Linked DNA regions of Homo sapiens: region 2 is linked to region 1. A link is a loop called in an ENCODE intact Hi-C map of the cell type or tissue named here. Cell type or tissue: ascending aorta. All regions are shown on one strand. Each heading gives the region's core, and the rest is flanking DNA. Links, peaks and the distances in the headings are about the cores only. Region 1 has its middle 57 kb from the start of RNF152. Region 2 has its middle 100 kb from the start of RNF152.

Region 1 (6,666 bases), core at 863-5,862:
GTGGCACGATCTTGGCTCACTGCAAGCTCCGCCTCCCAGGTTCAAGCAATTCTTCTGCCTCAGCCTCCCGAGTAGCTGGGATTACAGGCATCTGCTACCACGCCCGGTTAATTTTTGTATTTTTAGTAGAGATGGGGTTTTGTTATGTTGGCCAGGCTGATCTCGAATGCCTGACCTCGGGTGATCCACCCGCCTCAGCCTCCCAAAGTGCTGGGATTACAGGCATGAGCCACCTAGCTCAGCCACATTCCGCATTTCTAACAATTGCTTGAAAAGGCACTGTTTATGAGTGGAGAATTGTTTGTATTTAAGAGACAGCCTCAGGTAGTGGAAAGCCCAGTTTTGCTGCTGAGAATGTGTGGTGGTGATGATTCATGGATCCGTGGGTAAAAATGCTGTCTGCTCCCTGTCTCTGGTGAGCTGACTGTAACAAGGCCTCCAGTGAGGCTTGCGGAGACTCGCTTAAGCTCCCCGGAGGAGGTGAGGGAAAATCCCAGAAGATGCAAATTGAGTTCTCTTACAGTGAAAGGACATAGCCCCTGGTGATAAGCAGCCCACACTCTGGTTTTAATAAGCTTGAGGTTTGGTACTTCTTAGTAATGAGCAGAATTTAAAGGAAATGAAACCAACTCAGAAGTTTTAGCTCATTTGTTGTATAGCAGAAAGCACCAATTAGTGATTGGAATAGCGGTAGGTAATGTCTTGCAACGAAGTGACAAGGTAGAAAAAGGATTTGGGATTTCTCCAGCCTACTTTATGGCTGATAGAATTTTGGTCTCTCTCTCACAAAATAATGTGTAGGCCCTTATCTAATTAGGAAACAAGGTGATTGGCTGTCTAAGGCAATGTCATGCCTGAGTAGCATTGGTAAGATCCTCCTTAGTCCAGGAACTGTAGCATGTTTAAGGCCATTGTAATGTTAGCATCAACAACCCTGGAAGGGTTTTTTTTTTTTTAATTCACCCCAAGAGAATGTTTTCAGTGGAACTCAGCGACATCCTGAAGTTGAAATAAATGTCCATGTGTCTCCAAGCAAATGCCCCATGTCTCTTACATTTAACCATACAGAAGAAACAGTAAGCAGCATGAATCCTTTCATTTTCCTGGGTAATAGGTAAGTGGCAAAAAGAATTGGCTTTTGACATTGAAGGAGGCCCTAAAACTCTGACCTACTGAATGTGTTGCTGACAGCAGTGTAACTACATTGGGGTAGTGCCGGAGATGGGGCCAATCACCATGGAAAACCCTGAACCAACTAGCTGGGCATGGTGGTGAGCTCCTGTAATCCCAGCTACTCTGGAGGCTGAGGCAGGAGAATCGCTTGAACCCGGGAGGTGGAGGCTTCAGTAAGCCAAGATCGCGCCACTGCACTCTAGCCTGGGAGACAGAGCTAGACTCTGTTTCCAAAAAAGGAAATGCAGAATGCGTCACCACAGTCCTCCCTAACAATTCCAGCCCTGGATCCAGAAAATTTTTATTCTTACAACTAGACAGCTCTGGTCCACTGCTGCTGTTATGAGAACCATTAGGGGACAAAAAGAAATAAGCGTTTGAGGTTTTAGGGACTGTAAGCAATTAGAGGAATGAAAAGCAGGAAGAGTTTCCAACAGTTGAAACCCTGAAGCATTCCAGGGTTTTCTCTCCAGGAACCTCAAGGGCCACATGAAGGAACACTGGACTTTCTGTAGGATCACTGCTCCTTTGGCATCCACGGAGTCACAGTGAAGGACATTCCCAACAATGTTTTGGGTGGCTGATGGGAAGACAGTGGTCATGGAACCAAAGGATTTGGAAAAACTTACAAACGAAGACACAAACTGGAAACGTAATCCTTGAGTTCTTAAAGGCTTTCTCAGACATGACCTTGATTTGTACTTTTTTGCCTCTGAAATGGGAGTATAATTCTGCTCTTTCAAAGGTACCATAAGGGCTGATGAATTAAACAACATAAATTATTTTTGCAAATATAAAACTCTAATACAAATAAAGAAATCATAGTACATATAGACCCTTCATAGCCTATAAAAAGAATTAATGTGGATGCAGAAAGCTATTCTATTTAAATGGTTAAAAAATGAGTAGCAGTTCCTTTCTGTTTGGATTTTAATTGAAGCCTAGGGATTTATGTGAGGAAACACCTGACTGAGCATGGACAAGGACAATTATTTGGAGAGAAAAATATGGTTTTGAAATTCACACCCAGTGCCAGGGCTCTGAAGGTGCATGCCAGGTTTCAGGGAACATTGTCTGGTCTCAGGGGAGTACACATGCAGAAATTTACTTTGCTTCTAATTTATATAGTATGAGACAAAACTAAAACATGGGTGACCGTTTCCCTGAGATCTCAGGAATGTTATAAGGGATGTTGTTAATAGAAGGAAACAAATGGAAAAAATTCCTCTGCTCCCATTTAAAAATGTCACCACACTGAAGAGGAAACCCGTAATAGTGCTTATCTCTCAATACAGTTTTGCATCTGAGCTTGGCCAAAGATGTCTCCACGTTTCTCCCTGTTTTGCTTAAGCATCCCAATTCCAATGCCTAATAAACCGATAGCATCCTAGTATTGTTAGACACACCCAGAGTGAAACCTAATAACTGAAAGCCCATATCAAATCAGAGAGCTGCCCTCACGGGTGAGAGAGACAGGGAGAAGGACAGGCTTTGGGGCTGCCCAGGGATGAGCTAGGAGAGCCGAGGTCAGACTCCCGTCATGATTTGGCTCAAGGGTTTTGCATTCCAGTTTCAATTCAGGTTCCAGCACGTATAGTGACTCATAAACAGGGCACAAACGAGCATGGATGTTGTGATTAACCAAGAAAAAGGAATGGAACAAAGCAGACAGCAAAGTGGGTGGGAAACGTTCCCGGGGTTGCTGCGGAGTCAGAAGCAGGGAGTGACTGCAGGTCAGACTGCATCAGGCTGGGGACGTGTATTTCCGAAGGGGAATGGTGAGGGGGACAGAGGTGGTCGGGAGATGCCAGAACACATCCGTCTCATCTTGATGGCAATCTCACTGCAGTATTTTGGTCAAAAGGAGGGAAAAACACAGACTGGATGAGCTGGGTGAGCACAGAGAGAAGTGGGCACCCTGGCTGTGTCCCAGAATTTCCATACGGGGGAACCATGGGCCAGATGAGCAGTGGGACCACCACCGCTCATGAGGGACAACAAGCAGCCCTGGGCAGTATTGGGCCTATTCAGGCACGGGGGGAGTGAGGGTAGGGCAGGGAATGGGGATCTGCCACTTGCCTTTAATGAGTGGTCTTAGAAGTCCCAACTTTAGGGCTAATTTTTAGAATCAAGATGTAACTTATATACAGTCAAGCTTGAGGAATGTTTGCATATGCATATACCCATGTAAACAACTATATCTATTACCCCAGACTCCTTCATCCCCCTTCCCAATCAAGACCATCATTCAGAGGCAACCACTTCCTGATTTCTATCATCACAGATTCATTTTACCTGTCCTTAGGCTTCATCTCCATGGAATCGTAACAATGTATACTCATTGTGTCTGCCCTTTTCACTCAACAAGATTTATTGGAGATGTGCCCTTGTTTTTGGATGCATCGGTGGGTAGCAATGTGAAGGGCACACTTTTTCCTTCCTTGGGTGCTACTTTCTCTTTCACTGAGTTTGATGTTAAGTGTTAAGAAGCTAGATGTCATACTATGTAAATTCTAAACCAAAAGAGAAGTCCCACATAAAAAATATCTGACAGCATGCTACCAGGGACATCACAATCCCGTGTCCTGCTGTAGCAACTCAGCAGACATGTTTTTGTTGCGTGGTTTTTACTGTGTGTGCTTCTCTGCCTTCCACTGCGGGGTAAACCCTTCCCCCAGGCTTGTGAAGGTGGCCTTTTGTTTTCAAAGAGCCACAGAACTGCTACTGGCTAAATCACAGGGTGTTTAAGGCTGTGATTGAAATTTAGGAGCCAGCACTCAATGTCACCTTTGATGATCTAAAATTGCACACAAGGTAAACCGGATCTCCCCATAATAGATGGCACACAGAAGCTCATTTTTAGATTGTGTTCTCACAGGGTCTTGCTGCAGTTGACTGATGTTATTAAACTTTAAGGACCCCTCTGGGAAGGAGGTTTGCTCTGAATAGCAGTGTTCTCAGGGAGATTGTGACCTGGTGACCTCACCCAATTGAATCTCTTTCATTTTATAGAAAATCTGAAGCTCCTCATTATGAAGCTGACCAAGAATAGCAGTGCAGCTTTTTCCTTTTCTGCTTTAGCACATTCCAGGGGATCAGAGGCTGAGCTTCCTGAATATAACCGGGACATGAGCTTATGGAAATGGAATGAGACCAAGGATGTACAGAGTGAAATTCACACATGCTGCACAATGAGCAATGCCGCGTCCCTAACTAAGCAAGTGGCACCAAGGGTCCCTTTACCTTTGGTAACTGTAACAGAAACAGATCTCCTTTTTATAGTTCTGTCTCTGCAGAACAGCAGCCCTGAAAAGCTAATTGGTCCTCAGCCATGGTGACAGTGTCTATGCGCTCCCTTGACAGTGAACACTCAGGCCTGTGGCTTTGAAGCCCCTGGGGAGGGAGAAAGAGGGCAGCCAGGGTGGTCCCTTTTCATGGCAGGAAATTGCCAGATAGGCTTGTGTGAAAAATGTCCCAAAAGAGTGAGTAACCCTCCCCTATGCGAGTGTCTGATTAATACTGAAGGGTGGTGATTTTCTGCACAGAAAGCAACAGACAAAAGCATTTAGAAAGAAGAAATGAAGAAAAGTTAATTTACAAAGACGTGAAGGGAGTCAGATTTCAAAAGGACTGATCCTCCTTAGAAAGAACCAAATACAGGAAGAAAACCATAGCCTTACAAGTTGGTCAAATTTATATTACTTCGTTCTTGGTGGAATACAATAACTTTTTCACACGATCATCATACTCACACGTGTTGGCATTGTGAAAGTCAGGGATAAAGCCATTTTTTGTTTGTTTGTTTGTTTTTGGTTTAGAGAGTCAGGCAGGGTTGTTGGAATTGTTCAAGTTTTTATTATCTGGGGGAACAGACATCAACAGAGCGACCCTATTATTTTTGGTTTATCTCAGAGTGCAAACTCTTTCCCCTTTTTTCCTAACTGTACTATGTCATATTCTTAATCACAGTGAAGCAGAGCAAAGGATCAGTTTTGCCTAGGGAGATCCCTCTTTTGTTCAAGTTCCCCGTCCCTAAGGTGCAGTTTGGTCACATAAGATGCCTAGTGATTTTCCGACTCAGTATCATTAATTTGATATTTTGCTTTATTTGATGATTTTTATTTTCATAGGAGCAATGAGTGTTACACATTACACAAGGACCCCCCCTTTTTTTTTAGTTTTAATAAAGCTAGAGCAACATGATATTAACACTTAAAAGTTAGTGCTGGAGGCCTTGTTAAACCCCTAAGGGTATAATTTACCTTTATATTTCAGAAGTATTTTGTTTTCCTTCTCAGTTGGTCCACTGAGATCAGGAACCAAGAACCATCCAATTCACATCTACCAGCCTTTGCCCAGCCTTTGCCCAAAGTGCCTCTAACTTTTAAAAGTATTAGAGTCTCATCTTTCCCTGATATCTTTTTGTTGTCAATATTCCCTGCCTGCCTTTGAGGCAGGGGTCCCATAAGTCACAGAGCAGACTGTAGATCAATTTCATGGGAGGACCTCGAGGGCCTTACTCCCCACATGTGGAGGCATAGTCCCTGGGCTTGTCTTACCTAATTAGATGAGGTTTCTGGCATGATCGTGGTTATAGATTTGATTTATCCAATTATACCCTGGCTGGAAAAGGAACATATTCTTGTTGAACTTATGCAAATAATTTACAGTTACAGAGAGTAGAGGAATTTAGTGAAGGCACTTTGCATAATATTTAATCGTTATTAGTGTTCCATCTCATTATTTTTTATAAAATCATTATTCCTATATTAATTTATAGTCTATGTTATTAAGACTTTTTTTCCCTGAATTCCAAGGGCTCAGTTGGAACAAGATACCATTTAAAGAAGATTTCACACCAATTTGAACAAGCATAATCTGTCAAATTGAGGGTCAGTGCTAGATTAAGAAGAAAAGGGGTTTCTTGCCATGCCCATTTAAAATAGAATCCTGACTGCAATTAAATCACTGCATTTCATTCACCTCGTCCTAGGGAATTCATTTGTATTTTGTTGATCTTAGACTAAACAGTCTGTTTCCATGAAGTCATTTGCTTCGGGAGGGGAAAAGTTCCAGGATCCTGATTCAGTCTCTTGGTACAGTCTTGCAGTCTGGGGTGAAGAAGTTGGCTCACAATGAGAAGCCTGTACCTATGAGTCTATTCCCTGTAGGTTCAACTGTCTGAGGATCTGGTTCAGTCCTTTACTTAGGCTCCTTTGATATTTCTTTCGGCATCAATTTCTGATTTGTTTTTGTATTTCAGTAAGTGGGGGGGAAAAGCAGAAAATACTTCTGAATGATAAGATTCAAAGGCTTTGCTCAATTTATTAAAATAATCCTAATATCAGAATGTAAAGAAAAATTCTCTCTTGAGATGCAATAAGCAATCAATTTGTTAGGAGTTTGCTGATGCTTGTTCTGAGGTTAAGAACACATAAACAGTGAGGACATTGTGAAATCTTCAGGGTCTCTAATTTATCCCTATGTATTCTG
Region 2 (6,666 bases), core at 501-5,500, 48 kb before region 1:
CAAGGAGGAGCAAGTCACATTTTACATGGATGGCAGTAGGCAAAGAGAGAGAGCTTGTGCAGTGGTACTCCTCTTTTTAAAACCATCAGATCTTGTGAGATTTATTCACTATCATGAGAACAGCATGGGAAAGACCTGCCCCCATGATTCAGTTACCTCCCAGCAGGTCTTTCCCACAACATGTGGGAATTCAAGATGAGATTTGGGTGGGGACACAGCCAAACCATATCAAATGGCTTAGCACCATCCATTTGGTGATGAGTGAGTTCTCACTGAGTTCACATAATATCTGGTTGTTTAAGTCTGAAACCTCTTCCTTCTCTTTCTTGCCCCTGCTCTCACCATGTGATATGCCTGCTCCTGCTTCACCTTCTGCCATGATTGTAAGCTTCCTGAGGCCTGAACTAGAAGCTGACCAGATGTTGGTGCCATGCTTATATAGCCTGCAAAACCATGAACCAATTAAACCCCTTTTCTTTATAAATTACCCAGTCTCAGGTATTCCTTTATAGTAATGCAGAAATGGCCTAACACATTGTCCCCTCCATGGCCATGTGGTTTACCTCTTTACCTGATAGATAAGACCTTTTTCTGACCATCCTTTTCAAAATAACAACCCCCCAACCTCACTCCCCTGCATTTCTGTCCTTTTCCCTTCTTCTTCCTTTATAGTACATATATATATTCTTGCTTGGTTGTTTGTCCTCTCCCTTTAGCATATAAGCTCTGTGAGGGCAGGATATTTCTTTGTTTTTTTTCACTCTTGAATCCTATGCCTAGAAAGGGCTATGACACATAATGGATGCTGAATAATATTTGTTGAATGAATAAATTATCTAAGAATGCCAGGCTAGTTTTATATTACAAATATTTTGCTCCATTAAAAGGTCATGTGTTGAGTTGCAATAGGCAGCAGAAAATATCAGCCAACTCATTTCATGATTTTATTAATATTCCTTGGAGACAGGATGCTTGCACTTTTCAAAATGTCACTCTGGTCAGCAACTGAGCCCTATGCTGCTATTCTGTTGTAAGGTATATAATGGGACTGTCATGCATTCCAGAAATGGAGATAAGATCATGTTTTTCCCAGCCCTCTGCTTTAAGCTGGAAGGAAAGGATCAAGTGGGAATATGGTATTACTTTAAAGGGCTTTTTCAATCTAACAGTCTTTGATCCCATCTGTGGGTTGAATAAGCAACATACCATTTCATTCATCCCTCTCAGCTCTGAGGTCCCTCTCTTCTAATTCTTCCTCTCCCTAGTCACTTCCTGTCACAGCAATGGTTTCAAAATTAAACTCCAATTCTAAAACAAATGAAGCAAAGGCAGGAAGGGGGAAATGAATCACAAGCATATGGGAACAGTTTTGTTTGAAAGCATGATCAGCATTCTTTGCAAACAAGCTGTGGCCATATGTGGCAGGGTGGGTATAGAAGGAGTTTTTAAAATATGAGTGATAAACTGTGATAAATCAGAAAACAGTTATAAAGAGAAAGCTCACTAATGATTGGTTTGATGGTGAGATAAACTCTCTCTCTAAGGAGACAGGTATTTTTGCATCTTTTTTTTTTTTTTTTAATTAAACGATTCCTAATAGGTAGCCTGAGGTGAAAGAAACATCTTGCCTGAATTAGGCAAAGAATCTGTGGACAATTTGTTGGGACTTGTTTCTTGGCTAAAACCTGGGTCACTTGAATTCAAATGTATCGATATATCAAAGAAAGTTAATTGTAGAGTCAGATTTATTGCGTCTGGGTTCTCATGCCTACGGGAAGAGAGGAAGAGATGTAAGAGATGTGTGCGTGTGCGTTTCCTTCATCGATTGATTCATTCAATAAATATTTATTTAGTTCTGAACAAATGTCAGGTACAATGTCAAACTCTGAGTGTTAAATGGTGAGCAAAACTCAGGGGTTTAGGTGGTAAGCAAAATTGTGATGGTTGCTGCCTTCATGGAGCACAAACAAATGAAAAATAGCAACTGTGGTTTCTGCGACCAAAGAGAGCAGTAGGTGATTCTGTGAGAGACTGTGATGGGACATGGGACACCTGACCTAGTCTGGGGAGTCAATAAAGGCTTCCCTAAGGCAATGCTTGACCTGCAGGTGGGAGATGAGTCATTTAAATGGTAGGAGGGGGTGCATAGTTGGTGTTCAGGGCAGATGGGCTATTTGTGCAGTGACCCAGGGGCTGGTGGGCTTGCAGGTTCAGGAACTGAAAGAAGGGCAATGGAGGGCAATGCATCTGGAGTACAGAGCATGAAGGCTGGTGTCAAGAGATGGGAAAGAATAGAAAGAGCTGTGTTTTATTCACGAGGAGAAACCCTCAGAAAGTGGGACAGGGCACCTGATCAAGAGCATGCTTTCTCCTATACCCTCTCCATTCTGAGTCACGGAGAACATGCTGTAAGGAGGCAGAAGTGATAAAAACTGGTGACATTAAATCAGTCTTTCATCTGGCGAATGTGAAGAGTGCCTAATATGTAGGAGGCATTGTTCTAGGTCCTAGGATGTAAGAGATGAACCAGAAATGTCCTGATTTCTCCTCATAAGTCTAACAGTCTAAGTAGGATGTGACAATTCATAATCATAGTCATATGAATAAACAGTGCATTGCAAATGACACAGTGCTACAAAAGAACAGTGTAGGATGCTCTGAGATCCTAACAGGGGTCCTAACTTTGCGTGTGTTTGGCAGGAGGCTCAAGGATGGTTCCCACTGAAGACTAGGTTGACTAAGAGTTATTGGTATAATTATTAGAAAGTTACTGGGAACTTCAATTATCCCTCCTATTTCTACTCCCAATCTTTATTTCATTAGGTGACCTTGACCTTCATGCTTCCTCCCTCTTATTAAATAAAAACTATGCGAGGCCATTGTTTTGGACTAAACTCCTGCACTGGGTTCCAACAGACCAGACTAAAAATCAAGATGGAATCACCCATGCTCACCAAACCCACCCTGAGTTGTTGTTATCTGGCCTTCCAAGAAATCAGAAGAGAGAGATAGCCCAATTTCCCAAAGAGACGAGTTTCAATCTTCAATCAGCATGAAAATGATATTCCCTCTGTTTTAATCCTTACAACAGACTGACCCGAAGTAACCTGCTGTTAACCCCTCAGATTGTTCTGTCTCCCTATCCCTGCCTTGCAAGGAAATTAACTTTGAAATGGCCAATTCATTTTCGTTCTTTGTTTTTCCTTTCTTCATCCCCTTTTATGTATATAAAGCCAACCTCCCCTGTTCAGTTCACTGGAACACTTATTTTATTTTATGGAATGAAGTGTTGCCCTGTTCTAGAATCACAATAAAGCCAATTGAGATATTTAAGCTAAATTTGTTGTAATTGTGTTTTTTGACACTCTGTATGTAAACGGCAGCAATTGAATAGCAAGGTGACAGTGTTTCTGGTAGAGATGAAAAAACCTACATACTCTGAGAGTCATGTTTGTGAGCTGGATGTGGTGGTAAATGAAATAATAAATTATCAGATCATTGGGGAGCTCTGATTTTGTTCTGTTTATACTATATATTAATCTACCAGGAGGGCAGCAATATTGATATTTCTAAACTAACACCTTTTTTCTTACTAAACCAATTACTTCCAACATGTTAACAGTTCATCACCTCAAACTAGTCTATTTTCCAATCAGTTGAAGACAGAAAATCCATAAGCAGTTTATCAGTGTGTGATGCTGTTTACATTTCAGTGCAGCCATCAATGTGGTTTTTCATCATTCTTGGTACACCCAGCCCAATCTCTTCACAAATTAATGTATTTATCTAAAAACAAGCAGCAACTTGTGCTTATATATGTAGCCTAGAAGCCAGCCAGAGCTGACATCCAAGGAACTTTGGGTGTGGTTGGTTGTTCCCAAAGATAAAGGCCAATATCAGGAATTGTTCTGAATTGACATAGTCCTTTACCAAAAGCACACAAACTCTATGCCTACAGTGAAACTGTAAGTGATAACCCAAAATGACTACTGTAATGTGGATTTTAATTCCATCGTGTCCACTTAATAGTGTATATCTTGGACAAGTTTCTTAAGTTCTCTAAGTTTTCCCACCTCCTCTCCGCTGCTTTTTGTTTAGTAAAGTTGTAATAATTATATCTACTCTGCCCTTCTCATTTAGTTGTTCAAATTAAATGAGAAAATACTTGTGAATATACTTTGTCAACTCTAGATCAATATTTATGTGTAGGATACCGTCATTGCCATACAGGGTAGAATGGCATCATTGACCCCAATTCTTTGCTCCTTCCTGTAACTATATGCCCTTTGCCATGTGACTTTGCAAGTCCTCCTCTGAAGAGGCAGGATGTATTTCCCTGCTTCTTGACTTGAGTTTGGTTATGTTACTTGCTTCAGCCAATAGAATGTGGCAAAAGTGACAGTGCACACAGCTCTGAGCCTAGCCTCAGTCTTATGAAGACCAGTATGTTTCTGCTTGCTCTTCTACGCTCTGCCAATTACCATGAGAACATGTCCAGGCCAGATCTCTGTTCCCAGGAAGAGGAAAGGCATGTGGAGCAGAATGACTTCAGCCTAGATGCCCTAGCTTAGCCCCACCTAGACCAGCAGCCTCCCAGCTGGCCTGTATATATGTATGTGGCTGAGTCCAGCCAAGATCAGCAGAGGGCCCAGTTGAACCATGTGAAGTAAATAAATGTGAATTGTTGTATGGCACTGAGGTTTTGTTGTTGTTGGTTACATAGCACTATTGTAGTAATAGTTAATCAAATCATCCATCCAAACCTCCACCCATCCAGCCAATCAAACATCCATTGGTCCACTAAGCCCATGGTGTTTTCCAGGGACAAAAAGAAGAGATTTCAGTTTTGAATTGACTTTTCCTTCTCTCTTTTTGCTCCTGTATGCTCTTCCCTGCTTGCCCCAATTTTTTAAAATAAATTGTTCAAGAGTTGCAAATAGGGAATATTCTGTATAGCACTTCAAGTTATCCGAATAAAAAGCACAAGAGAAAACTAACAAATTTTTTAAATGTTTACTTCTGATATGTAGATGAGGAGTCTGTTAGGATTCCATGCTTTCTTTTTTATAGTCCAATTTATAGATGGGACTTGTCTATAAGTGAATGCAAAAGACAGAAACAAATTAAGGGCCTTAATGTCACCGAGTTTTGAAAGTCTTTTGGGGCAGTTCTAAGCTAATAATTCAACATAATACACATATTGAATATACACCACATGTAAGGCATAGTATAAGGTCCTGAGGAAACAGAAATAAATGAGGCTCTCAAAGATGTAGTAAGGGAAATGAAATGCAAACTACTCATCATGTTGCTTCTCATCAATTCTGTAACATTTTTTGCACTTTTTTACATTTTAAATTCAAGATGATATGCTGTAGTTTAGTTGGTAGTTAGTGTTTCCTCTTTCTTTGTTGTATATAAAATAACGATACAGATTATAATTGATAGTATCTTAAAGCCAACAAAACAGGAAAGCAGATTGCTATGAGAACAGCATATATACCATAATATAGGATCAAAAAGCAAGGAGAGATGACTTCTTCTTGATAATATAGGGGAAGACTTCATGGAGGAAGAATTTATTTGAGATGCCAAAAAACGTAAAGAATTTTAATTTAAAAATTGAAGCTAGAATAAAGACCACAGTAGGTCAATTGGTTCCTAAACTTTCTATCACCAAGGGACAATTTTTAAATTACCTATTCCCTCCTCCACCCCATGTTGTTGTTTAAAAGATTTGTCATTATAAGTAAATTTGCATTTATCAAGAGGTACTTCACTTTTCAATTTGATAGAAAAACCCATGCATTACTGTTAATCAGAGTTTCTAATCAGATGAGATAATCAGTATTTCACAGTGAGTTAGCATTTTTGGCCAAAAGTCAAGAAACTTCATATTTTAGTTAGTCTATGAGATTATTATTCTAGGTGACTGTTTAATTCCTATTAGGATTTTTGAAATATTGACAATAATTAATTCTAGATGGGAACCACCATACTACATGAGAAGTGCATCGTAAGAAAATATGTAGACAGGGGACCTACAAGTTGTGATTATGAATACACTTACCCAGCGCTTTCAGCAAATGAGGAAAAATGAGAGAGATGGTAGGAAAGTATGAGGGCCAGCTCATAGAGGGTCTTGAATGTCACACTTAAGAATTTAGACTTTCACCGTAACCATGACTGTAGAATTCATTACTGAATACAGAACTAATAGTATGAATTTGGTAAGCAGGAGAGGAGAAGGAGAACTGCCCTATATAACATAGCTAAAGTAAAAACTGAATGACTAAATTTCCACCAAAAGAACAACAGATGTGCCACAGCTTGCATGCTTATCTATTGTGATGTGGCTGCCAACAAACTAAATTTGGGAGGAACCAGTAAGCTTCACCATTAATTCTATATTTCTACATGAAAGTTCCAGGGAAGATACTGTATTGTGTAATAGCAAGAGGTTGAATTCTGAATTCAGACCACCTGGGTTCATGTTCTGGCTTGATTGCATGTTAGCTCTGTAGCTTTAGGCAAGTAACTGAAGATCTTTGACCTTAACTTTTATATATAAATGGGAAAAAATATTATCAATATTAGGAGACATTTGTAAGGATGACATGAAATAATGTTTGGAAGTTGTCTTGTACGTAGTTAGCAGGATTTAAT

Evidence for each region. A loop is a pair of places that touch in the nucleus more often than their neighbours do. Peaks named below come from ENCODE experiments on the same cell type or tissue, not always from the same donor. Only the 100,000 strongest peaks of a DNase experiment are listed, where the experiment ranks them.
Region 2: it touches region 1 in a loop (2.6-fold over the local background); 7 of 110 quality-filtered maps call a loop at or near these places.

Annotation. Positions count from the first base shown.
Region 1 is chr18:61,946,231-61,952,896 of GRCh38, reverse strand. No RefSeq gene overlaps it. Among named protein-coding and RNA genes, the nearest start is that of RNF152, 57 kb to the right of the region's middle. In ascending aorta, for the core only: no CTCF peak of the experiment used is centred there; a DNase peak (open chromatin) is centred at 2,806; H3K4me3 peaks cover 1,110 bases; H3K27ac peaks cover 1,709 bases.
Region 2 is chr18:61,993,712-62,000,377 of GRCh38, reverse strand. No RefSeq gene overlaps it. Among named protein-coding and RNA genes, the nearest start is that of RNF152, 100 kb to the right of the region's middle. In ascending aorta, for the core only: no CTCF peak of the experiment used is centred there; no DNase peak of the experiment used is centred there; H3K27ac peaks cover 1,014 bases.